3 separate regions of the Homo sapiens genome follow, and all the other regions are linked to region 2. The links are chromatin loops, found by intact Hi-C in ENCODE. Cell type or tissue: HCT116. All regions are shown on one strand.

Region 1 (8,000 bases), 280 kb after region 2:
CTACACATATAAATGAGTGAAGAATGGTTGAATAGAAAATCTGCAGCAAGGCAACAATAGTCCAGTTTTTAACCCCAGCTTCTCTGTAGCTAACATGAATAATCCATGGTAAGCTGGATCCTTACAGTAATTTATCGATGAGTAGTATAATCATTTATTTCAAGCTGAACACATTTCTCTGGCTCTGCTTCATCCACCACAAGATACTTCCAGGCAGCTCTGGGAGAATTGGAAGCATGTTTTTCTTCCAGTATTTGCCTGGTCTCATAGAGCAGCAAATAGTAATATAAAGAGCTCAATCTGTATGCACAAAAGCAGTTGATGTAGACTACTTTTAGGTTCAAGTTTTGAGCAAACAGTATACAGAAAACCCTTTGCAATTAATACTAAGACTAGGAAGTGATGAGCCCATCAAGGTTGGGTGTGAGGCATGGATGAGGATCAGTGAAGGACACAAAGTCAGGATGATAACAAGCAAACGGGAGCTAGACAAGAAGGAAGGCAGAAACATTTCAGGTTACACCATAACATCATCAAGAAGGGACTGGACGAATAATTGCAGCACTGGCTACTTTCTGTTGAGTGTTTCTTACTCTGTAAGGCCTGCACTAGGTGCTCTACATATCATGGGCTTAAGCTGAGCACAGCACTGCCATTTGACTTGTAGGATCCCTCGTTTGCAGATAAGGATAGTGACGCTCTATAAGATGCACTACGTGGTGGAGTTAGAACCCAACCACCAAGTTTTCCATGATGCCCAAGCCCATTCTCTTTTGATATCCGTTATAATGGTCCCACACTGTGGCTATAGCATTATGTTGTTTATGTGTTATTCATAGTTCATCATATTGAGTAAACAGGATGGACTTTTAGCAAACTGGGCAGAGTTTGTCTCTAAGTGTGGTTTCAATTCATCTCAAGTTTGTTTGTTTTTAATTGCCTATATAAAGTTCAAAGAAACCCTATCATGCACATTCTGCTAAGAAGAAGATGCTTCAAGCAGAGAAATGCAGTTGATTTTTTCATTCAGGGTTCTAATGTCCAGAGTGGGCTAACCTTATTAAGGAGTGTAGGCCCTTTATTGAAAGGGGTGGGAGAGGTTCTATTTTGCAGCAGTTGGGAAGGCATGGTCTCTCCACAGGTGAGGTGGTTGTCTAACGGGAGATAGAACAGGCTGGGTTTCTGAATAAGTACATGAATACATTTGATTTCAGTATTCCCTGAGTGATTGAGGGGGTTGCTATAATGCTTGGTGCAAATAGGAAAGGTCAGTAGGGACAAGTGGGAAGAGTCCAAAAGAAGAAACCTAATGAAGGAAAGTGAATGGAAGAGAAGAAGGAGCACCAGGGGATGGCCACGGTGGCCATTGTAGGTGCCTTTGACCCAGACACTCAACAGAGCACCTAAGCCTAGATGGGTAGAGCCAAGATTGTTTTTGATGCCTGGGTTGGATCCAAAACTTCCATCCAGGTCTGCCTTTACCTGGGTGTCTTGGCTTTTGCATTCCCACAGCTGTGACTCAGACCTGTGTTTTCTGGGATGGGAAAGGAATACAGCAAATTATGAGATAAGAAGTGAAAAAAGAATAACTGGCAACCATTATTCCTGCACCCTGGGAAAGAGGGTCCTGCCTGCCTGGCCCTGCCTCTCTTGCTGACTCATGCTGTAGTCGTGACAGTGCCTTTGACTCATCCAGCCTAAGAACCCAAGAATCAACTCTGACACTTCATTCCCATGCATGGCATACCTGGTCATCAACACGGAGGAATTTTAACCCAAACTATATTTTGAGCCTGTTCCTTGCTCCATCCCACTACCAATGTGTTGAGTCAGGCCTTCCTCCTTTCTTATTTGGAGCAGTAAGAGCCTCCCAACTTGTCCTCCTGCTTCCAGTCTACCCAGACAGTCCATCCTCTGACCTTCCACCTGAGTGATCTTTCTGGAAAACAAACCAATCCTGTCACTCCTCTGCTTCTTAATGCCAGAGTAGGATTCTCAACTGAAGACTCCCCTGAACTCCAAGAATCCAGGGGCAAAATTGTACATTTATGCCATGTAGCAGAGGTAGTTAGTGATTAACAAATATTCCTTGTGTATCCCCATATATTCCAGCCTCCCTTGCAGTCAGGTTGGAGCATGGGACTAATTTGATCAACTCAATGTGGTAACATGCTGTATTTCATGGTTATCTGTGGCTCTGATTGGAAGTCATGAAGGTTGGATGGCTTTTTTGAATGGGGAAACAAAATAGTTACTTCTTACTAATTCCAATATTTGGGGGGATTAAAAACAAATTTATGAAGACACGTGAGCCATAGGAAAAAAATATTTAAAGAGAGTCCTTAAGAATGAATATTGTGGACCTCTGGCCTACAGAAAAAAGTCCAAACATGACACTCACATCAAAACAGATGAGACACAAAAGCCATTCTGGTTTTGTTGACAATAAAGTCTTGTTGCCCTGTGCTTTGCCAATCTGGACTTTGACTAATTATTTCCCAGTTATGCTTTACACTTCCATGTGGGCCTGCCCTTGCAACCTCCAGTCCCTCATCTCCAGCCTGTCCAGTTCTCCCCTTATCCTGCAAGACCCAACTAAAATGTTGAACTCAACCTTCTCTGCTGAATTCCCATTGCCCTCAGCCATAATTTTAGTCACAATGCTTCTTTCATCATATTGGCATCCCTGACTGTTCGTTAAAATGTGAACTTCTCCCACACATGTAGTGTCTCCTTCCCATCTCTGTGCCCCCAATGCCTAGGATAGTGCCTGGCACAGAGGGGGCATTCACCAACTACAGTCTCCTTGGAGGTACTCTTCTAGGCTCCTCAGATGGGTGGGTTGCATGTGGCGATGAGTAAACTATTTATCTAAGTGCCCCCTTGCTGTTCCTCAAGCGTGCCAAGCCTGCTTTCCCCCACAGCCCTCACGTTTGCACCTATCTCGGCCCAGAACTCTCTCCAGACCTCACATAGCTCTCTCCCCCACATCAGTCAGAGCGGCTTTCTCTGGTCCTTCTCCCTTTATCTCCTTATTCTGCCTTGTGTCTTCACGGCACATCTGGTACATTTTATTTTGCATTTACTATTAAGTCTGTTCATTGTCTCCCCCAAGTAGACTGTAGGCTCTGTGAGGTCAAGGGCTTTGTCTTGTTCATTGCACATTAGTGGGCACTCAAAAATATTTTTGAATGAAGAAATAATAAAGTTATCATATTTTAACACATCAAATCTGAAACCAAGCCTCATTTTTCAAGCGTTCTTTTCATAAAGCCGTAAAGCTTTAGATTAAGAAAGGAATTTGGAGGGTTTACTTGAGCTCTGTATTCTCATTTAACTGAAGTGGAAGCAGAGATCTCTGACAGCAAAATAACTTGCCCCATGCAGGGCTGAAGCTAGAACCCTTGTCTGACTCCTGGGTCTTGACTCCTAGCACAGTGTTTTGCATGTGGTAAGCATTCAGTTAATCAATGAGTGTTAAGTTGAATTAAAACTAGAAAAGGCTGAGCAGTTTGATGCCTGTGTGTGCAGCTTTCTGCCCTGTTTATAAACTGAGCTCAAAAGACATGGGCCTCTAGGGAGTTACTTGAGAAAACAAAAGTATAGCAGATGGGGATCCAGGTTCTTACCCTGACACATGGACTCCGTTGGGCAGACCTAGACCAGTTAACCACACAACTACCTGACCCTCCACACTGCATGTCCCCGAGATCTGTAGACATAGCTGGCACTGTTTCCTGGTCACCAGTGGATGTTAAGGGTCAAAAGAGAAAAGGATCTCTCTTTTAGCCAGGAGCACTGACTAGGTGACTGCTAGGGAAAAGCAAGAAATGCAGCGTCAGCCCACCATGGTAGGTAGTGGTTGAGGAGCCTGAGAACTAAAGCTCCTTCCGTTCTCAACCTCACACTCTGGGCCAGTTACTGAAATTGTCTAGACCTTCACTTGAAAAATAAATCCTATAGTTAGGAATAACCAGGGTTTCATTACAAAGTTCTTGGCACATACTCCAGGACTAAATTATATATGGTAGTGGTGCAAATTGCCAATCAAACAGTGCCTTCCACAATGAGGGGCAAACATAATGAAACCTTAGTTTGGTAGATCATAACAAAATTGCTCATTATTTCTTCGTCTCTCCTTTAGATGGAAAAGTGTCACCTTTTCTATATGTTCTTTGCCCATTTCAGCTTCTGCCCTCAGACTCTCAGGAATATGGAGAACTGTTTCTCTAAACACTCACGATTAAACAAATTAGGAGATTTCCTAATTGTTTAAGGATGTACGGTTGTTCAACAAGGACCCATGTTCCACCACTCTCCTCTTCTGCAGTATGGCAGACAACCATCAATAACCACAGGGTCCCAACCCAAGCCTTGGAGCTCACCTCATAATTCCTCATGGTCCAGAGAGCCTTCACAATCAACTGGAGCTGTTAGATGTAATGAAATTATTTGCCATCCTCAGTTTCAGTTGTATAAAGCCAGGACCAGAATGTACAAACTGTCCTCAAGCTTTTCTCTAACTCTAGGTCATGCATTTCTAAATCAAAGGCAGTTGCCTGTCTTGCAGGATTTGTTTTCTTTCCTTTTTGTTTTTCTATTTTCCTCTAAGCATACAAGGAAGAACAGAGATTTCAACCATTATTTCTCAGTGAACTAAACATCAAACTATAAGTTTTCAAGTCAGCCATGACCTGGCATCTCTCCGTCTTTTGAAAACGAAGCCAAACAATCTATGGTGCGGTCTCCTTAAGCTGTGTCCGAAATATGCAGGGTTGTGCAATATGCAATGTTTTGGTCAGTCACTAGGTGGCATCTAATTGAGGCACCGGGTGAACTCTCCCAGAAGGAGCGTGTTTTAGAGCACACCACAGTTCTCCATTTTGGCTGCCATTGTTTGGTGGGCGTGTTGGAGTTAATCCATTGCCATCTGTCTTTATTTTGCTAACTTACTCAGTCGGACGCCACACAATTGAGTTCTGCAAATGTCGGCTCTCCAGTACAGCAATTACCGAGTCTCTCTCTAAACAATATCACCGCACGGCATTCTTCCTGCCTTGCCTAGAGCTTGAAACATTCAGGCTCATTTTGACTTTCTTTGCTTATAGCGCTTGTCATCTTCAAAGATGAAAGAAAAATGGTCTGAACTCAAAGCCACAACAAGGCATGGCTTCTCTTTCCAAACTGAGTACATACCAATCAACATGTTCCTATTACATAAAAACCCCAGGCAACACAGCCAAGGATGTGGGCTTGTGCTTGTGCAGTCCAGGAAGACACCACCGCCTCCTCCAGGATGCAGACAGAGTGCATTTTGTTGTTGATGATGATGTTGTTCTTTTAATATTTGAGGGACTGGTGGGAGAGGTGGCAAGTGAGGCACATGGAAGTAATAGGAGAAGGAAGTTAGGAAGGAAGGAAGGAGAAAGAGAAAGAAAGAAAGAGAAAGAAAGAAAGAAAGAGAGAGAGAGAGAGAGAGAGAGAAAGAAAGAAAGAAAGAAAGAAAGAAAGAAAGAAAGAAAGAAAGAAAGAAAGAAAGAAAGAAAGAAAGGATATAGAGGAGGAGTGGGGAGTGAGCTGATATTTGAAGGACCTAACTTCCATTGCTGTTCCAGAAGAGGGATGAATTAATAATCTCAGTAACCTAGAAATGGTGTTTATTTTCCATTGTTTGCTCATTTCATTCATTCACGCATTGTGTATTGAAGACCTACTCTGTGTGTCAGGCAGTGTATGAGATGTTCCAGATACAAGTGGGATCGATTCATCAAGATTCATTGTCTTCTTTGAGCTTACATTTTGTGGGGAGACAGACATTGATCAAGTAAACACAAGCATGATAGCTGTTGTGAAATAGACACAAAAACACACAGGGTGTTGCACAAGCACACAATGGGTGCCCTCACCTAGTCTGGGGGCCAGGAAAGGATCTCTGAGATAGGTGAAGATGAAGGGGGTTTTTAGAGTATCATTCTTCTTTGTTGAACTCTCACGTGCCAAATACTCTGCTTTGCAATTAGCAGATGCTAGATTCATATTTGGTGACCAACTAGCAAGTGAGGAAGATCTAGCAGGATGAGAACCAGTGAAAATACAGCCCAGTCCCTGATGGGACTAATTCCTCCTTAATCCTTTGCTTTTGCCTTTTTTTCCTGCCAAAATTATATAAAGATTTGCATCCATCTTTTATCTTTATTTAAGTCCATTTTGTTCAAAGTTTTCAATGCCTGGTAAACCAAAAGTGAATTAAACATTAACATATTAGTTTACATTGCTATCTACTGTAGTTCTTCAGAATCGATTCACTGTTTAAATTTTAGAAAATAGGAGGCAATTTGGGGAGCAAAGAAGAGGAAGCCAGAAAAAAAGGGAACATACTGTGTTTGTCTTCTCCGCTGTATTACCATATTTTCAAATGTAATTTCTGTCTTCAGGGTTTCCACTATGAAGCAGAGGGAGTCCATATCCTATGTATTGACATAAGATTCGAGCAAAGGCAAACCCACGAATATGCAGTTTTTGGGAACTGTAAACTCCCTGAGTTTCATTACAGGTGCTGGAATAGGTGGATATTGAAAGGATTTAATGTGGTCTCACTACTTACCAGTGCATTTGTGAATGACCCATTCTTGTAGGACTTTATCTTGTCAACCAAGTCTATTTGTCATTAAATATTTGTGGTCTGAGTCCTTTAAAGTCATCTCCTGGGAGAACTGCATTGCCAGGTAGTTTGAAGACCAACGCCAGCTACATAGTAACATAAGGAGCCTTTGCCTTGCTTTATTTTGGTCTTAACTCATTGCTCCCCTAAGCTGAATAGGGAATGTCAGGCAGCTGTCCTTCATGCCACTGAGATTCTCCTGCCTGAGGCCCCAACCTTCCAGAAGGTTCAGGTGGCTGGGGCCTTCCAGGGGGAGTGGCTGGGTCTGTGAGGTGGCCCATGGATAGAGCTGGGGTACCCTCTTCCTCCCACCTCTCTGGGATCTGCCTGCACTGTGGACCTGGTCATGTCCTGGGGTGGGGGTGCAGAGGGCAAGTGGGGATACCAGGGGAAGAAGAAATGTCACTTGAGCTGTGGCAGACACTGGAGGGCCAGGCCCTGCACAACAACCACTGTTACCATGGAAACTCCCAAGGAGACCGCCGAAGGCCACTAGAAGCAGCCTTGGTAACATTCTTCCATTTCTGACCTCTCATTACATTTGACATAATTGACCAATCTCATTCTGGAGACTTCTCCTTCCTCGGTTTATGTGACATGAACCCTCTTGGTTCTGCTCCTCTCACCCTGAGTGACCTCTGTCAGCCTCTTTTGCAGACACTTACTTCACTCTCTCTTCATTCACTCATTAATCACGGTTACAAAAATCTGGTCTTAGGATCCCTGCTTTCTTTTTTTTTTTTCTTTTTTCTTTTATTTTGTTATTATTATACTTTAAGTTTTAGGGTACATGTGCACAACGTGCAGGTTTGTTACATATGTATACATGTGCCATGTTGGTGTGCTGCACCCATTAACTCATCATTTAGCATTAGGTATATCTCCTAATGCTATCCCTCCCCCCTACCCCCACCCCACAACCATCCCTGGTGTGTGATGTTCCCCTTCCTGTGTCCATGTGTTCTCATTGTTCAATTCCCACCTATGACTGAGAACATGCGGTGTTTGGTTTTTTGCCCTTGTGATAGTTTGCTGAGAATGATGGTTTCCAGCTTCATCCATGTCCCTACAAAGGACATGAACTCATCATTTTTTATGGCTGCATAGTATACCATGGTGTATATCTGCCACATTTTCTTAATCCAGTCTATTGTTGTTGGACATTTGGGTTGGTTCCAAGTCTTTGCTATTGTGAATAGTGCCGCAATAAATATATGTGTGCATGTGTCCTTATAGCAGCATAATTTATAATCCTTTGGGTATATACCCAGTAATGGGATGGCTGGGTCAAATGGTATTTCTAGTTCTACATCCCTGAGGAATCGCCACACCGACTTCC
Region 2 (8,000 bases):
TATGACTTAGTATTGTTGATCATATGACTGAGGCAGTGTTTGCCAAATTTTTCCACTGTCTAGTCTCTGCTATGACATCCCTCTTCCTTCCTTACTAGAAGTTGAGTATCTCTGATTCATCTTATTGGAAATTCACTGACATTAGTTTTATTAATATTAATAAGAAGTTAGTATCTATAGTGTTGGTAAGCACACATAATATTTTTCTCCCATTGCCAAAAGCCTCTGGTAATATTTATCAGAATACTTTGAAAATGTGTATTAAAGTCTAGTCTAGAATTTTGAATGAGTGGTGTAATTCAGTTTGGGATTACATAGGATCTATGGCCTTCACTGAATGCAAGCAAAGCTTTAACACTAGCATCATAGTCAAAACCTCTTTGTCCTCTTCGTTCGCAAATGCTTTGTGCATCACACAGATATATCCACTGGGTGGCAGTATGTACTCAAGAATATTTACTGTTTCTAGTTGCCTCAATCTAACGGAATTTAAAGATGTCAAACTTTTTTTATCTGGAAAATAGCCATTGTAGTGAATCTTAAGAAACAGTATTGTCTGAATGCAAGCTCCTCCCTAGAGATGATTATGGAGATTATAATAATGTTAATATTATATACTTCCTACCATTTACTCTCAATCATATTCTTTCTTCTGCCAACAATACTCTTAGCATGAGAACTGGTAAATACCTATTATCCTACCTCTTATTTCTGTAACCTATCTCTTAGTTCTAAGGAACTTGCCTGGTGATAGACTTTTCCCTTTCTCCATTTTGTTTCTTAAATATCATACCCTCTCCACAGTGAAATCAAGAGATAGACCTTTAAGCTTCTGTATAGTACCATATGTACCCCTTTAGTTCTGCACTACCTCCTAGACAAATAGAGCAGATTCTAGATATTCACATAGTCTTGCAAAGTCATATGGTTCTCTTTCACTTAAATTAATTCTGTCTGAAATGCAGAATGGCACCAATTAACTTGCTCTACGTAAGATTGTCTTCAATGAAGAGAGGGAAAACCTTCCAAGAAATTAAATTGTGTAATCAGGTAGGACTACAACTATGAGAAGAAATCACAAAAATAAACATATTTTAAAAACTGAAAATAAAATACTAACTTAGTTGTGTTAGATGGTGAAATTATGAAAGCTTTTGTTTCCTTTTTCTGCATTTGTGTAGTTTTTCCTATATTTTCTTTAATGAACTATACTTTTTTCAAATAAAAAATATATAACTGCTCTTAAGCCATCTTTTATCTTCCTCCTGCCTCAAAGGAAAGATTCTTGCTTTTAAAATATCCTATCTAGTTTTCTGCTATCTAATTTTCCAAAAGATATTTAGTAATAGTTTGACGTTTCCTTGCATCTCCGAACATGGCACTAGTTTCTGATGAGTGTGATGGGAGATTTGACCCATTTTTTAAAATAAACTTTTTACAGAGAGTTGCACAGATAGTGCAGAGTTCCCATACACCCAACACTCAGTTTCATTTATTAGAAACATCTTACATTAGTTTGGTACATTTGTTGTGATTAATGACCCAATATTGATACATTATTATTAACTAAATTCCATACTTTATTCAGATTTCCTTTGTTTTCACCTAGTGTTCTTTTTCTGTTCTAGGATCCCATCCAGGATAATTTATTACAATTTATTTGTCATATCTCCTTAGATTCTTCTTGGCTATCACAGTTTCTCAGACTTTATTTTTCATGACCTTGGCAGCTTTGAGGAGCACTGGCCAGGTATTTTGTATTAACAGAATGTCCTTCAATTGGGATTTGTCTGATGTTTCTCTCATGATTAGGGTGAAGATATGGATTTGGGGGAGGAAGACCACAGAGGTAACGTGCTATTCTCATTACCTCACATGGAGGGTATGTGCTACCAACCTGACTTAGCATTTGTTGATAGTCTGACTGAGGCAGTGTTTGCCAGGTTTTTCTATCACAAGGTTACTCTTTCATTGGCCTTCCCATACTACACTCTATAGCAGTGTGTGCAGAGCCCACACTTAAAGAGTGGAGGGTTGTGTTTCACACTGTGACGGTGGAGTATCTACATCAATTATTACAAATTCTTCTATACCTGAGATTTGTCTACTCTCTCCCATTATTCAATCATTTATTTAAGTTAGTATGAACTCATGGATATTTATTATATACTTTAGATTATAATCTAATATTATTTTATTTGTTTTTCTTAAATTGGCCATTGGTGCTTTTTCAGTTGGGTTCCTGTGTCCCTTTGACGTACTCCCACTATTGTGGGGTGTGATTTTAGCACGCTGCTACTTGCTGGCACTACTAGTACTTCCGAATCATCTTATATAGCCCCTCCCTGGTCCCTAAATTGGATAATGCTTTTTAACTCTCATCATAAAGATCAGTATTGAAAAGGACACACTGAGTGTCTATTGCATAAAGACCTTGTATTAGGAATACGACTTTTTAAAAAGCCTCCTTTTGGATAGATCTTTTGCTTTAGCTGAGAAAATTAGACAAATACATACAATAGCATAATCCCATTTATTAAACATAATATTAGCCTAAAAAGAAAAAAATCCACATAGCAGTGTGTACTCACCCTTCAAACCCCACCTGTGAGTATGGCCTGGATACTCATAGGAAGGGGTCAAATGTGCTGTGTAGGAGGGGATTCGGAGGCTGGACAAAATAGGAGGAATGTCATCTAGAAAGCTATCATTAGAAACATCTGGCTAAAGAGAAACAATGATGACATAATCAGAAGAGAACTTAGAACCAGCAAGTTTCCTCCAGCTGTGAGTTCAAATTCAACTGCCAGAAGTGTACATATCACTCCTGACAGACCCTCTGATGTTGTGACTCTTCAAGGACTTTTGAACTCAGCTAATAATTTTTCAAATAAAAATCCCAATATACATATATAACAAAAAAGATATGTAAAAATTTCTTACAGTTATATTTGAGTTTTTGTTGAGTTTGTGCTATATATAACATATTGTTATATATATATAATTTATATATAAAAAACTCAAATACTATAACTGTAAGAAATTTTTACATATCATTTTTTTTAGATAAATAAACTAAAACCCCAATATAAAGTCAGGAATGGTAGAGCTGGGAGAGAGGTCTGTGACCTCCTGGGAATCACTCGACAGTTAGTGTGAAACTAGATGCCAACTGTCTTGACCTTTGGATCAGAGCTTTTTTCATCACAGAGCTTTGCTTCATTGAATAATTTATTTACACATTCCACTCATCCATTTATTCTACAAAAAAAATTTAATAGCTCCTTCATGCCTGACACAGTGCTCAAGTTTGTAAGTACAAATTTTGAGAGTTTGCACTATTGTAAAGAATTGAATAACAAAATTAGATAAACTGCCACCAGGTGGCATAAATCCTCATACTGGCAAGGACGTTTGTAGGTAATTTGTAGTAACTATTCAGTTTTTCCTCTTAGACTTTTTTTTTCTTTTTCAAATTCAGATGGTGAGAACTGGTCTGAATGTACAATTCAGTCTTACTGTTTTCCATCAAGGTGTCACCAATCTTCCAGTCTCCCAGGCAGAAGTTTTTGAGGTATGTTTTGGTTTCATCTTCTACTTATTGAGTCACAGCTTATTCAGATTGGCTACTTTCCTCATCTTTAGCTCCTTTATAAAAACCTTCAATTTAGCAGTGTCAGGGAAAAAAAAAACTACCTTGGGTTGTTCTTAGCCTACTGCAAGTTCACTGCTGCCTCTGCTCCTGCTGTTCCATTTCCCTGAAATTCCTTCTTCTAAACTCTTTCATCATTGACTCACCAATGTTCAACAAATATTTGAGTGGTTGTTATGGTGATGCTGATATATGAAATGCCAAACTATATACTTTCCTCACATGCCAGCATCTGCTATGTCCCTCCCTGCCCTTCTGACAGTAGAGAAGTTCTAGTAGGTTAAATGCGTATACGATCAAATAATTGCTATATTAGGGGCATTTACCAGCCATCGTGGTGACCAAAGTATCAGCTTTGCAGAGGTGATCAAGAAATAAATTGGTCCTTGGTTTAGATATAGAGGTAAGTCAACTAGTTTAAATGGATACAGGGTCAAATATTGTCCTACACAGTGAGATAAAATGCATTGGCACTTCAAGTCTGACAATTTTAGACTCTGAAATTTTAGATGGGAAGAAGGTATGATGCATATAGGCAAGTGGCCAAAGTTGATTTTAAAAAGAAAGGCTGAAACCAGATTAAAAGGGCCCTTGAAGGACATGCAAAGAAGTTAGGACTTTATCTTTTAGGCATTAGAACCATTACAAGATACAGAAAGGGGATGATGTGAACAGATTTGCATTTTAGATCCTCTCTGGCTGGATGTGGCATGGATTGGAGAGAGGTGAGACCAGATATGTGCAACCAGCTGGGAAATAACCCTAGAGTCTGGGTGGGTGGGGATGTTAAGGCCTGAACCAAGTAAAATCTGTGCTGAAGGAGAGGCAGGGATGGATCTGAGACAGTCAACAGAATTTGGTGAGGAATCAAATATGGGAATAAGGAGAAAGTACTTTGTGACTGCCAGGTTCCTGGCTTAGGTCACTGAGTGAGGAGTGATGCCTTTAACTAGGCATAAAAGGATACAGGAGGCTGAGCAGCTTTTAGGGGGTGGTGGTGGTAGTGGTGGTGGTGGTGAATGTTTTGAGTTTACTTTGAGATGACTGTATGATTATTTGCACTAATCAATTTCATACATTAATATGTAGGTTAGAATGAAAGGTCTCAGTAAAGAAAACTTTCTTACTACCATTCATTCATCAATCGATTTGTCAGCCAAAAGTGCCTCCTTTATGTCTTATAAGGAGTTAGGTGCAATGGGTATTATGAACCTTACATCCCAAATTTTCCAAAGTGGTTTTATTTTTCTACAGTTTTTATTTTTGACAAATGCCATTCATTCAATATTTACTTAATATGACTAAATTTTTATGTCTTGTAAGACTTTTCTTACAAGTTAATAAATCACTAAAATGTTTACAGTATGAATTCTGCAAGTAAGGTATTTGTAGCCTAATCCAGAAGAACTCCATACTCACTAGAGAACCATTTAGTGGTAAACTGCAATGTTGTAAGGTTTCCGGGGCATCCAGAAAGTGGCTCTCATTTTGGGTAGGAGGAATTAGGAAGGGCTGCACCAAGAAGCTAGAACTGCAGCAAGGATCTGAAGATAGAACAATAGCTGCAAAGTCAGACAGTGGGTGAAGAAAGCAGCATCAGGAAAAACATCTGGTTCGAATGACTTTGGTGCGTTCAAGGGAGATTGAAGACCTTGGCCTCTCTTGATTAGCCTTTTGGCTCAGTCACAGAGGGTGACTAAATTCATCTGAGGGGGGTTGTATAATTCCTATTACTACTTTCTTTTTTTTTTTTTTTTTTGAGACGGAGTCTCGCTGTCGCCCAGGTTGGAGTGCAGTGGCGCGATCTCGGCTCACTGCAGGCTCCGCCCCTCGGGGTTCACGCCATTCTCCTGCCTCAGCCGCCCTAGTAGCTGGGACTACAGGCACCCGCCACCTTGCCCGGCTAATTTTTTGTATTTTTTTTTAGTAGAGACGGGGTTTCACCGTGTTAGCCAGGATGGTCTCGATCTCCTGACCTTGTGATCCGCCCGCCTCGGCCTCCCACTACTTTCTTATATGTATCTTCAATTTGGGATCAACTTTGTGATGATTTGTCTAAGGTATAATGAAAATTTTTACTTCTGTGGTTTCCAGATTCTGTTTTTTCATTCCCTTCCTGGCATTTTTCAATTTGCATCTCATTTTGATTTTCAGCTTTTCTGACCTTAGTCATAAAAGCTTTTGATAAATTTTAGTATTACATAATCACCCTTGTTTCTCCTTTTAGTAACATCCCCATTTGCCTGTGAGGTCCACATGTAGCCTTTTGAGGTAATACAATTGAAACTTTTATTACAATTAACTGTGAATAATAAGATAAAATATATCCTCAAGAGCTGTAAATGAAATAAACACTTGGTACTGAAAATCTATAATGTAATAAGGATATATAATAGTGCCTCCTGCACATTCGATAAATGTAGTAGACATTCAAGAAACATTTTCAATGGATGAATTTTACACAATAACCTAAAGAAGACTGCATCTTCTTTGTTAAAAAAGTTTGTTCTGCCAAAGCAAGAAATACAGCAGGAGGCTCAGGGCATAATCTGCCAGGCCCGGTGCTTCTGCAAATGATTTCCTCTGGTTTTGTCCTCAGTCAAGGCAAGCTCTGGCTTCCTGGTGCTCTGAGGTGAGATGAGGGTCAGGGACCTGGTGTGTCAACTCCCTTCTCTCCAAGCGGCCCTAGTTCAGGGATCTGTATGAAATGCATCAAAACATCAGTCCAAGTGGCTGACATCCACTTCAGCTATTTGTTTGCAAATAGGAGTTCTAAATGCTTTGAAAACAGTTTGTTCTTTAAAGTTGGTAAGCATTCCTTTTATAATTTGTCTACACTCTTTTTGAACAAGCTACTAATATTACTGATAAAATAAAATGAAAATTCAACTAGCCTTACTTTGATGGTTGGTCATAAGTTCAAAATAATCAAAGTCCAAATTAATGAGATTTTATTATCTATGTATACAAGTTTACCTATATAGGCTTACATGTATGTGAATTAAGAATCATAGCAATTTAGCACTGGAAGGAAACATAAAAAAGAATTCTTTCTAAACCCTACATTTTGCAAATGAAGAGATATGTAACTAGTAAATTGTTCTTTTTCTTGCACCCAAGAGACTAGTTCTATATTTAAACACAATCCATAAATAGCCTCCTTTACAGATATAATTTGCTGTGATTTCACGGCTCTGCTGAGCACATTACATGTTACGTAATGCTTTTACTTCTATTAGCTGTGTCTTAGCATCTCCTATAAATCTGCAGCCTCTTTGAAGGTAGAGATTATATTTATTTTTGCATTCCCCAGAGAACCTGCCCCAGCCCTATCCCCACAGCTGATTCTGGATTGAGCATCCAGCATCTGCAGGTGGCCATGAGCCTATGCGGAAATCAAGGAACCAGGCTCTGGGTTCCTGTGGGTCGCCTGTGGGCTAGGCAAATTTTCTTCTGCTTCAGAACATCTGATAGTTTCTCTGGATTGCCTTGTTTGTATTTGGAGTCCTGTTGTCTCTATTCTTCACCTGATAGTTATGAAGCTGTGCCCCTATGCTGAGGCCCACCCATCCCATTGTTTTCCCCATCCCAACCTCAACTGTCTTAAACTAGACTGGATTTGCCATTCCCTTATTTGGGCACAAATTAGAATTGCTGCCACTTCTCCACCCTCTCACCATTGTGCCCTTCACCTCCGCGTGCTGTGTGGTAAATAACCCAGGCAGCCTGCAGTGATCCCACTCTTAGAGCTAAAGCTATTGCTTGCTTTGCACTGTTACATAACATAAATGAGTGCTCAATGATTTGAAAGAATAAATTTGGACATTAATGATTCACTTAACAAATACTTATTGAATACCTAATATATACCATACCACCATCACCTTATTCTCTGTGCTGGGATATAGCAGAGAATAAAACCAAGTCCCCGCCCTCATGGGATTACATTCTAGTCAGGGAGGTACACAATAAGCAAATAAACAAATAGACATATAATATAAAGTCACTGCTAAAAAGTAAGTGCTGTCACAAAATGTAAGGGAAGGGAATAGAAAATGACAGGAGGGAGTGCTATTTTAGACAGGATAATCAGGAAAGGCCTGGACATACTGACATATTGGAATCATCTGAACATAGATGGTATTTAAAGGATAGAGTAAGTGAGATCATCTGAAGAATAACGTGGTTAGTGAAGAGATGTGTGAGGACTCAGCCTGGGGCACTCCAACAGTTAGAGGTAGGGAAGACAGGGAGGGTTCAGGAAGGAAGGAAGGTTGAGGAGGAACAGCCAGAGAGGGAGAAGGGCAAGCAGGATAGAGCAGTGCTTTGGAAGCTGAATTGAGAAAGT
Region 3 (8,000 bases), 140 kb after region 2:
CTAAGTTAACTATCGTCGGGTTACACAGGTTTGGAAGCTTGAGCACATTCTACGGCATTTGTGGTATGGCCTCTGTAGATTTGATATCCTTAATCATAGATAGCAGATGGAGCTGTGAGACAATGACCTTCCAGGGTCCCTTCCCCAAATAGACTTAATGCTACTACACTTCAAAAGCAATCACTGTCCATCCGCTCCAGGTCACCGTGCAGTACTGGCCAGGGGCCCGGGCTACCAGAAAGACACTAGCTAGAGTTGAATGCTTAATCTCCCTGCTCCCAAGTACAGACAAGAGGAGAGAGAGAGGCTCATGGCTTTCTAGAGTTTTATGTGCTTAAGCGCTGATAGGAGCTACCTTTTGCTGCATGTTGGTCACTCTGGAATATAAGACACCTGGGACAGCAGCTAATGTGGCTAAGGAACAGTCAGGCCAGATTTGTTGTTATTTATTTAGCAGAACACAGAATCCAAGAATCCTCATGAATGCCACTCAAAAGCATGACTCAGGCAAAGGGAACAGACAATAAAAGGAATGACTTCACATTTCACAGCAAGAATTCTCTGGCCTCGGAGAACACTAGATACCTCTGGACCACACATCCCTTTGGCAAAATACTTTTCTCATCTACAGATCACTGCATGGCTTGGTTTACCTGAAGCCTCTTATGGTTTCTCCACCTAATAACCCTCATGATATTTTTCTAGAAAAGCAGCATAGATGGAGATGGAATGTAACACCTGAAATAAAAGGATTTTGCAGGAAATAATGTAAATCAAGCCTTTTGCCCTTAATGACCCATAATAAAATGCTCTTGCTACCAAGCTCTGCAGGCAACCCAGTGCAGGTTGCCATGGAAATGCCCAGCTGCTCCTCTGCGCAGTTGCTTAATGATCAGTGTGATGCCAGGCTCTTGAGAGAAGCACAGGCTCAGACAACTCTTTACAGCCACAGGGACAGTCCACTCAGGACTGCAGTTACGTCTGAGTCGGAGCCCCTGTGTCCAGGTATAATTAAAATGCACTCAGACCTATGACTGGAAATGCTTTCAGCAGAAAATTAGGTCACCTTTTTAATTTCTCCATTCATTTTCATTTCTCCACATGACTGCCCAGTCAGAAGCAAGACAGAAACAGGGCGGCCATGGCACGTTGCTGCAGATGCCGCTTCACCAACCTGTGACCTGGCTCCCGCTCTACACAGGTGGGATATGCAGGTGCTCTGCCTTGACCCATGCCATAAAACGTCACCTTTTGGTCCCCTCTTCCCATGTTCCCTGCACCTACCTTTCACAGTGACTGGACCCGAAATTCTCACTATTACTCATTGCTTGATTTAGATAACAAAGGCAAGAGCTTTTGCCCAGAATATTATTTTCAAAATGTATTTATTTTCTGGGAAGAAAAGACAAGCCTTGGGGAATCTCTTCCTGTCTTTCCCCCCTTTTATTCTTTTCTCCCTTCCTCTCTTTCATTCTCTCTCAAAAGGGTTTATTAGGTGCCTATTATCTGCAGGTAATTACCAGAAACACAAGAATGAATGAAGCTTGATCACTGTCCTCTAGGAGCTGACAGGTTATTAGATGGGGATAGGCATGTAAACAAATGCATGAGCTAAAGAGACAAAGGTGTGTACAGGGCACACGTGGAAAAATCCTACCCGAGGGAGAGCTGGAAAGGCTTTTTCGGGGGTGGGGGATGGGAGGTGAGGTAGAGATGCTTCTTGGGCAAACTCTTGGGAAGAAATTAATGGGATTGTGGGACTAGTGAAAGGAAGGGAAGAGGGACACTGTGAGTAAAGACTGAAGGCACAAAATAATCTTGTATGCTTGATAAATTGCAAGTAGTTGAGAATGGCTGGAGCTTTGGCCAGGAGAGCAGTCTAGGGAGAAATACATCAGAGGTAGGCAGGAGTGAGAATCGAATGAAGAAGTTTGACTTTATTTTACAGGCCAGTAGGAGCCACTTAAGGGTTTTCAGGAGGGAAGACAGAGAATTAGAATTGCCATTTAGGAAGATTTTTTTTTTTTTTTTTTTTTTTTTTTGGCAACGAAGAGCATGTACTGAGGAAGTAGGAGACACGGAGTAATTAGAAGTTAGTGAGAGAGCGTGACTGTACAGAATAGCTATTGTTTTTTTGTCTAGCATCTGTTCCTTTGGAAGAGAGTCACCTGTCTCTCATTGCCTGGCCCACTCACACAAGGGTGGACAAATGACCCAAACTCAACCCATTACAGTACCCATCCCTGGTTCAGGTGGGCACATAATCCAAGCAGTATTCATCAAGCTTCTTTACTGAAAATTCACATACGCACGCCCAGACATAGAATTTCTTCTTCTTCTTCTTCCTCTTCTTCTTCTTCTTCCTCCTCTTCCTCTTCCTCCCCTTCCCCTTCCCTTTCCCCTTCCCCTTCTCCTTCCCCTTCCCCTTCCCCTTCTCCTTCTCCTTCTCCTTCTCCTTCTCCTTCTCCTTCTCCTTCTTCTTCTCCTTCTCCTCCTTCTCCTCCTTCTTCTTCTTCTTCATAAAAGGATGTAGCTTTGCGGCTTCCAGAGGCCATCTTTCCTGGTACATGGAGAACACCTGATCAATTAAGCCAATACTTACAGGAAAATGAACAAGAAGAAGGGGAAACAGAGCTGTATTAATATTGCTTGAGCCTCTAACAGTCTAGAGCCTACATCCCCCTGTGTCTGAAACCAGTTTACCGATGGACTTTAGAGTTATACATGCCAATAAGTTTATTTTTGCTTGAGCAAGCTTGAGTTAGTTTTTAGTCACTTGGGACTGAATGATTCCTGATTATGAAACCAGGTAAAAATGACGGCAACCTGAGCCAAGGTTGTAGGGGACGGAGAGGATGGTTTAGGCAAAGTTAAGGAAACCACCCAGGAATTGGAGAGAGAGAGGCTATGGAGTGGAAGGGGAAAAAAATCAACCAAAATGATGCCCAGATCCTTTGTTTCAGTGAATAACAATGCCACCTTATAAGATGTTGAATATAAGAAGAGAAACAATTATTTTGGGAAAGAGATACACGTTTTAATTTATTGGGTTTTATATATTTGAGGGATGTCCAGTTGAAATTTTCAAGTAAACAATTAAGATTTTCTATAACCCACTCCCTGAAATACGTGCAACTTATAAAACCACATGATGGTAAGCATCTTAAAAGTCTTCCCATCATATTACTCACTTGATACTTTAATTCCTTCTGTTGAACATTTATTAAGTGCCTGCTGGGATCATGTACAGCGCTAGGAGGAAAGTCACAATATGTTTTCACAGCTTGAGTTCTCCTGAGGTTCACAGTCTAGCTGGGGAGACAGACATGACACCTCCATAGGCTGAGTGAGAAGAGCTACTAGTGGCACCTACAAAGTACTGAAGACACACAGAGGTTGAACCTTCCAGCTGTGGGCCAACAACTCCTGATCAAAAAGGTTGTGCAGTTTCTGGTTTGGTAAGTAGATTGGACAATATATCTTCTTCTGGAGTAGCCTTGATTTCCTTTGGGATAACTAGATTTATAGGCAGTTTTATTGTATGTTGAGTCAATTCTGTCTCCCACTGGCTTCACATGACATGGTTTTTGGTGGTTTTTAAAGTAGGTTTTATCAGTATATAAAGTTATCTTATCAACTTTGTATTTGTCTTTTGTTTAGCCATTAAGTAGTCATCCTCATGTGAACAGGGACCTTGTCTGTTGTAGCCATCATTTATCCCCAGCACCAAAATTAGTGACTGAAACAAAGTAGGCACTCAATAAACATTTGCTGGTGAGTAGCTTCTAGTGTCTAGTCCATCATCATCTTAGTAGATCTTTTGGGAAGGCATTAGTTTGTCTGTGACCCGACTAATGTGCAGTGTCCACTGGAGAATACGACACTCTGAGATCACTAGAAACATCACAAAATATAAAGGAGTGGTTGCCAATTTGCTCTGGTTTCATATATCTATATTATGCAGTCCAAGATTGCACTGGTCTTTTGGGGAGCTATGTCACATTGTCACCCTCTATCGGTCATCTCAAACCATTAAGTTTTTTTTCATGAAACAGTTGCTAACACCATAGCTTCCTATTCTGGAAGAGGATTCTTCTTCTGTTGCTGGATTCTTACATTTTTTGATCTTGAATTTAGAATACCACATACATCTCTGAGAAATTTAGCCTAAAAAATGCCTGCCTGGCTTTTGCTTGTGATTCTGTTGTCCAATCTTTAGTTCTTCCTGCTTTCTAGCATTGGCATAATTAAAGAGCCTGTAGCCTCCCAAAGGTCAGGCTTTCTGCGTTGCCTGTGCTCCCAGCACATGGACTGTCATCAAGAGCATCCTCAGTTGAATGTTTATTGGGCAAATTTCTAAAGGCATGCCTTTTATATTTCTTTCAAGTTATTAATTAAAATGTGAAAAAAGAACAGAATGGTTTAGCTTTCTACTGGAAATGTCCCTCTTTTGGTATCTATCTATCTATCCCAAATCCAGCACATTTGGGTTCAGTTCATTTTTTTCTCCTTCATCTTTCAGGAAATTTTGCTATCATCTAGATACACTGCATTTATACTACAGTACCAATTTCAATGAAAGAAATGAGTTTAGACTGACATAACCTAATATTAAGAAACCCATACAGGCTCCAGGTGATCACCAGTTACTCTTCCATGGCCCCCAAACCCACCACTTACGGGCAGATGTTACATGATCTCCCTGGTGGACACTCTGGTAGGGAAAGAATTTGTAGGAATCAATTGTGAAATTGCATTGACCTTTCTTTCACATTGCCACAGCAGTCAAGGATGTGTGTGGGGAAGTTGAAATAAAGAAGCAGCTACAGAAAAAAAAAAGAAAGAAAACAAAAACCTTAGAGGATGTATTTTTAAAGGATGTAATTTATGTGTCTATTTTGGGGGTACATAAATTCTCATCTTGTTTAGAAAAGCATCACATATCCAGTGCATATCCAAAATATGCACATTGATTATTTATAATGGGCAATGTTCAAGATGGAGCCTTCCTCCCCTCTTTAAGCCAAAGGGTTATTTGGGCCAAGAGGGTGCTGAGTGGAGGAAGCAGGAAGTCAGGGTGGGAGTTCACTATGCTCCATAACCCCTTTGAGAGCCCCATCGAGTTAAGAAAGCATTGGTTACATCAGCACTGCTTTTTTCTCTATTTATGTCACGGGTAGTGATTCTGGAACACTGTGAAGGGCCTTCCTTAGATTTCAATGCCCTTTTAAAACCAAAGAGCAGGTGGCAATGGACCAAGCCAATAGCCACTTTCAATACAAAACAGCATGGTCCTTTGGTCTTGAGTGCCTTCAGCCAGAATCCATCAGCATAAAGAGCCACATTTCCATGAAATATACAGGATATTTAATAGCAATCAATGTATTTCCTACATGATTTATGGCTGCCCCTTTTCTATGGATTTTGGCAAGAAGATGGGAATTCAGATGTGGCTATGTATGGGGCAATTCAACAGGCTTGGAACATCATTTTGTTGAAGTTAATTTGAGGAGGCTGTCACTTGCCTCAAATCTGTGGCAGTTAGGATGTTTGTTATTACATCTCTTCTCTCCATACTCTGTAAACTATAATAAATTTGATTAAAGTGCAGATACCTCATGGAGATGTTATTTTTGCTCATAAAGAGTCTTTCTGACACTCTTAAATGGCCTTAAAAATGAACCTAAAATGTCATTTTGGGGATTTGTAAGGCATTAGAGAGTTGCATCCATCTCTTTCTCCTTCCCTTCTTTCTTTCTCTTTAGAAGTGCTTAGAAAAGCATAGCATCTTGGGGTCAGAATATCATTATAAAGCAAATTACTGCTAAAATGACCTAAATGCCAACCTCATAGTCTTAAGGAGTCCTTTCCTTACACTGTGTGTTGAACTGATTGCTTGAAAATAACTAAATCGTCCGGGAGCTTTCAATCATGTAATGCCTCATAGTTCTTCTGGGGACAGAGACTGAATGTGGCTACTTTGCAGAGCATGACGTTTAATGATGCCAAGTGTCTTGATGAGTACTGTTTGATGAATAATAATAATAAATAATAATAATACCCCACAAGCATTCGCTGACTGATGCATTTAAGGACTCTGAAGAAACTCCTGATGCATCAATTTCACTGCTTCTCTATTTCTCCACCAGATGGCAGAAGAAGGGCCAGGATATTGACCCTGAAATTTTTTTTGATTCTTAGATATTAAATATGAGATGGTATCAAAGGTTGGAAGTGAACATTTAAATATATTCCCATAAATTTATGTTTATTATAAAATCATAAAGCCATTTATGATTTATTATTTATTATTTCATTATAAAATATATTTCCTACAGAGAAATATCTTGAAATAAATAAAGGGTGTGGAAAACTTTGATACTGTGTCAAAGGTTAAAAGTTAAGCCAGGCATTTTAGACCAGGGGATGTATTAATACTTTCTCTGATATCCTTACGAAATGGGCAGTGGGACAGAGAACCACTTAGTGAAAGTTTTTTTACCCATCCTCCTTTTGCACCTGGAAATGTAAATAAGAAAGATGTATGGATATAAAAGATGGTGTTTTATCCAATGCTGCAATGGCTCTGGGCCTTATAAGAATTGCATTCCCTGCCAGACACAGTGGCTCACGCCTGTAATCCCAGCACTTTGGGAGGCCAAGGCAGGCGGATCACGAGGTCAGGAGTTCAAGACCAACTTGGCCAATGTGGTGAAACCTCATCTCCACTAAAAATACAAAAATTAGCTGGGCATGGTGGCCAGTGCCTGTAATCCTGGCTACCTGGGAGGCTGAGGCAGGAGAATCATTTGAACCTGGGAGGCAGAGGTTGCAGTGAGCTGAGATCGCGCCACTGCACACCAACCTAGGTGACAGGGTGAGCCTCTGTCTCAGAAAACAAACAAACAAAAAAAACAGAATTGCATTCTGTACTCCTATCCAGTGTTATTTTGAGGATAAACTCTTAAAATTTATCTCACAGGGTAAAGTGTGTAAGAAAATTAAAAGGGGTAGTCAGGGACCTGAGGGCCATCAGCCAACACAAAGAAGAGTCTGAATTCTTAGAGCTGGTGAATGTTTAACATCTTGGCATTGTTCAGGGTTGCCCAAGTTTATTTAGTAAGTTCTTAAATAAATGGAGAAGAATGTTTTATTACTCTCATATAAATGGATTTAAAAGAGAGATCTAAAAAAGACAGTTTGTTTCAGCCAGAAAACAACTTCATTCATATTCTCATTGGTATTTCTCTCATCCATATCTAAAAACCAAAGCACTTCTCATGGATTTACATAGTCTGTCTTTTGAGATAAATGGTCATTAGATGACAATTTAGAGAGAAAAGGAGTGAGGTGAAAGAGATTGTTTTGAGAGTATCCTTTTTAGGCAATAACATGCATACTAGGAATGAAAAATTAATTTTAAGACAGTGGTTTTAAGATTTCTTAATCCATATTTGAGTAGTATATTTTAGGAAGTATATACACACATATGATATTTTACTGCACAGCCTCTGGGTTTTCTGAGGCCCTGGCTTAACCCTTTTCTAGTTGCCATGGCTACGAGGACACAAATACAACATCCATACCATGAGCTGGATCTATGAGGAAGAATTTCCAACTGTATACATAGTATGTGTATTTGACCCAAGCTTTTCAGAAAGAATTTGACACAATTTTAAATGTAGTAAATTGTCTGTGTGAGTCATACAATGGAAATAGCGTATGCAGCTAGGAAAATGTAGTCTCATAAATGAACCAAGGGGAAAATAACATTGGAACCCCGTTCTCTCTAAAACCTCCATCTTGCCTTCCCTCATCTCTTCCTGATGTAAAGAATGTCATAGAAAACTTGAAGAAAATCATTCTAAGCTTTTATTTTTTTCTTTTTAAAGTTCAAGCCTAAAATAAATGATTATTTTCAAGCAAATCATAAATCTGTAATCTGAGATACTGGTCTTGCAAAAACACTTCAACGCTTCCAATTACTGGCTGTAAACTGC

Evidence for each region. Hi-C counts contacts between places; a loop is a spot of excess contacts. Peaks named below come from ENCODE experiments on the same cell type or tissue, not always from the same donor. Only the 100,000 strongest peaks of a DNase experiment are listed, where the experiment ranks them.
Region 1: a loop joins it to region 2, with 7 times the contacts of the local background. A loop is called at or near these places in 16 of 110 quality-filtered maps.
Region 3: it touches region 2 in a loop (11-fold over the local background); 93 of 110 quality-filtered maps call a loop at or near these places.

Annotation. Positions count from the first base shown.
Region 1 is chr13:44,186,801-44,194,800 of GRCh38, forward strand. No RefSeq gene overlaps it. Among named protein-coding and RNA genes, the nearest start is that of MIR8079, 5.4 kb to the right of the region's middle. RefSeq lists an enhancer at 1,010-2,209. In HCT116, CTCF peaks have their summits at 4,779 (motif pointing right) and 5,339; DNase peaks (open chromatin) are centred at 1,701, 4,831 and 5,171; H3K4me3 peaks cover 380 bases.
Region 2 is chr13:43,905,203-43,913,202 of GRCh38, forward strand. No RefSeq gene overlaps it. Among named protein-coding and RNA genes, the nearest start is that of LACC1, 29 kb to the left of the region's middle. In HCT116, CTCF peaks have their summits at 422 (motif pointing right) and 3,387 (motif pointing right); DNase peaks (open chromatin) are centred at 449, 3,389 and 3,798.
Region 3 is chr13:44,044,504-44,052,503 of GRCh38, forward strand. No RefSeq gene overlaps it. Among named protein-coding and RNA genes, the nearest start is that of NRAD1, 26 kb to the left of the region's middle. In HCT116, CTCF peaks have their summits at 3,999 and 6,142 (motif pointing right); a DNase peak (open chromatin) is centred at 6,158.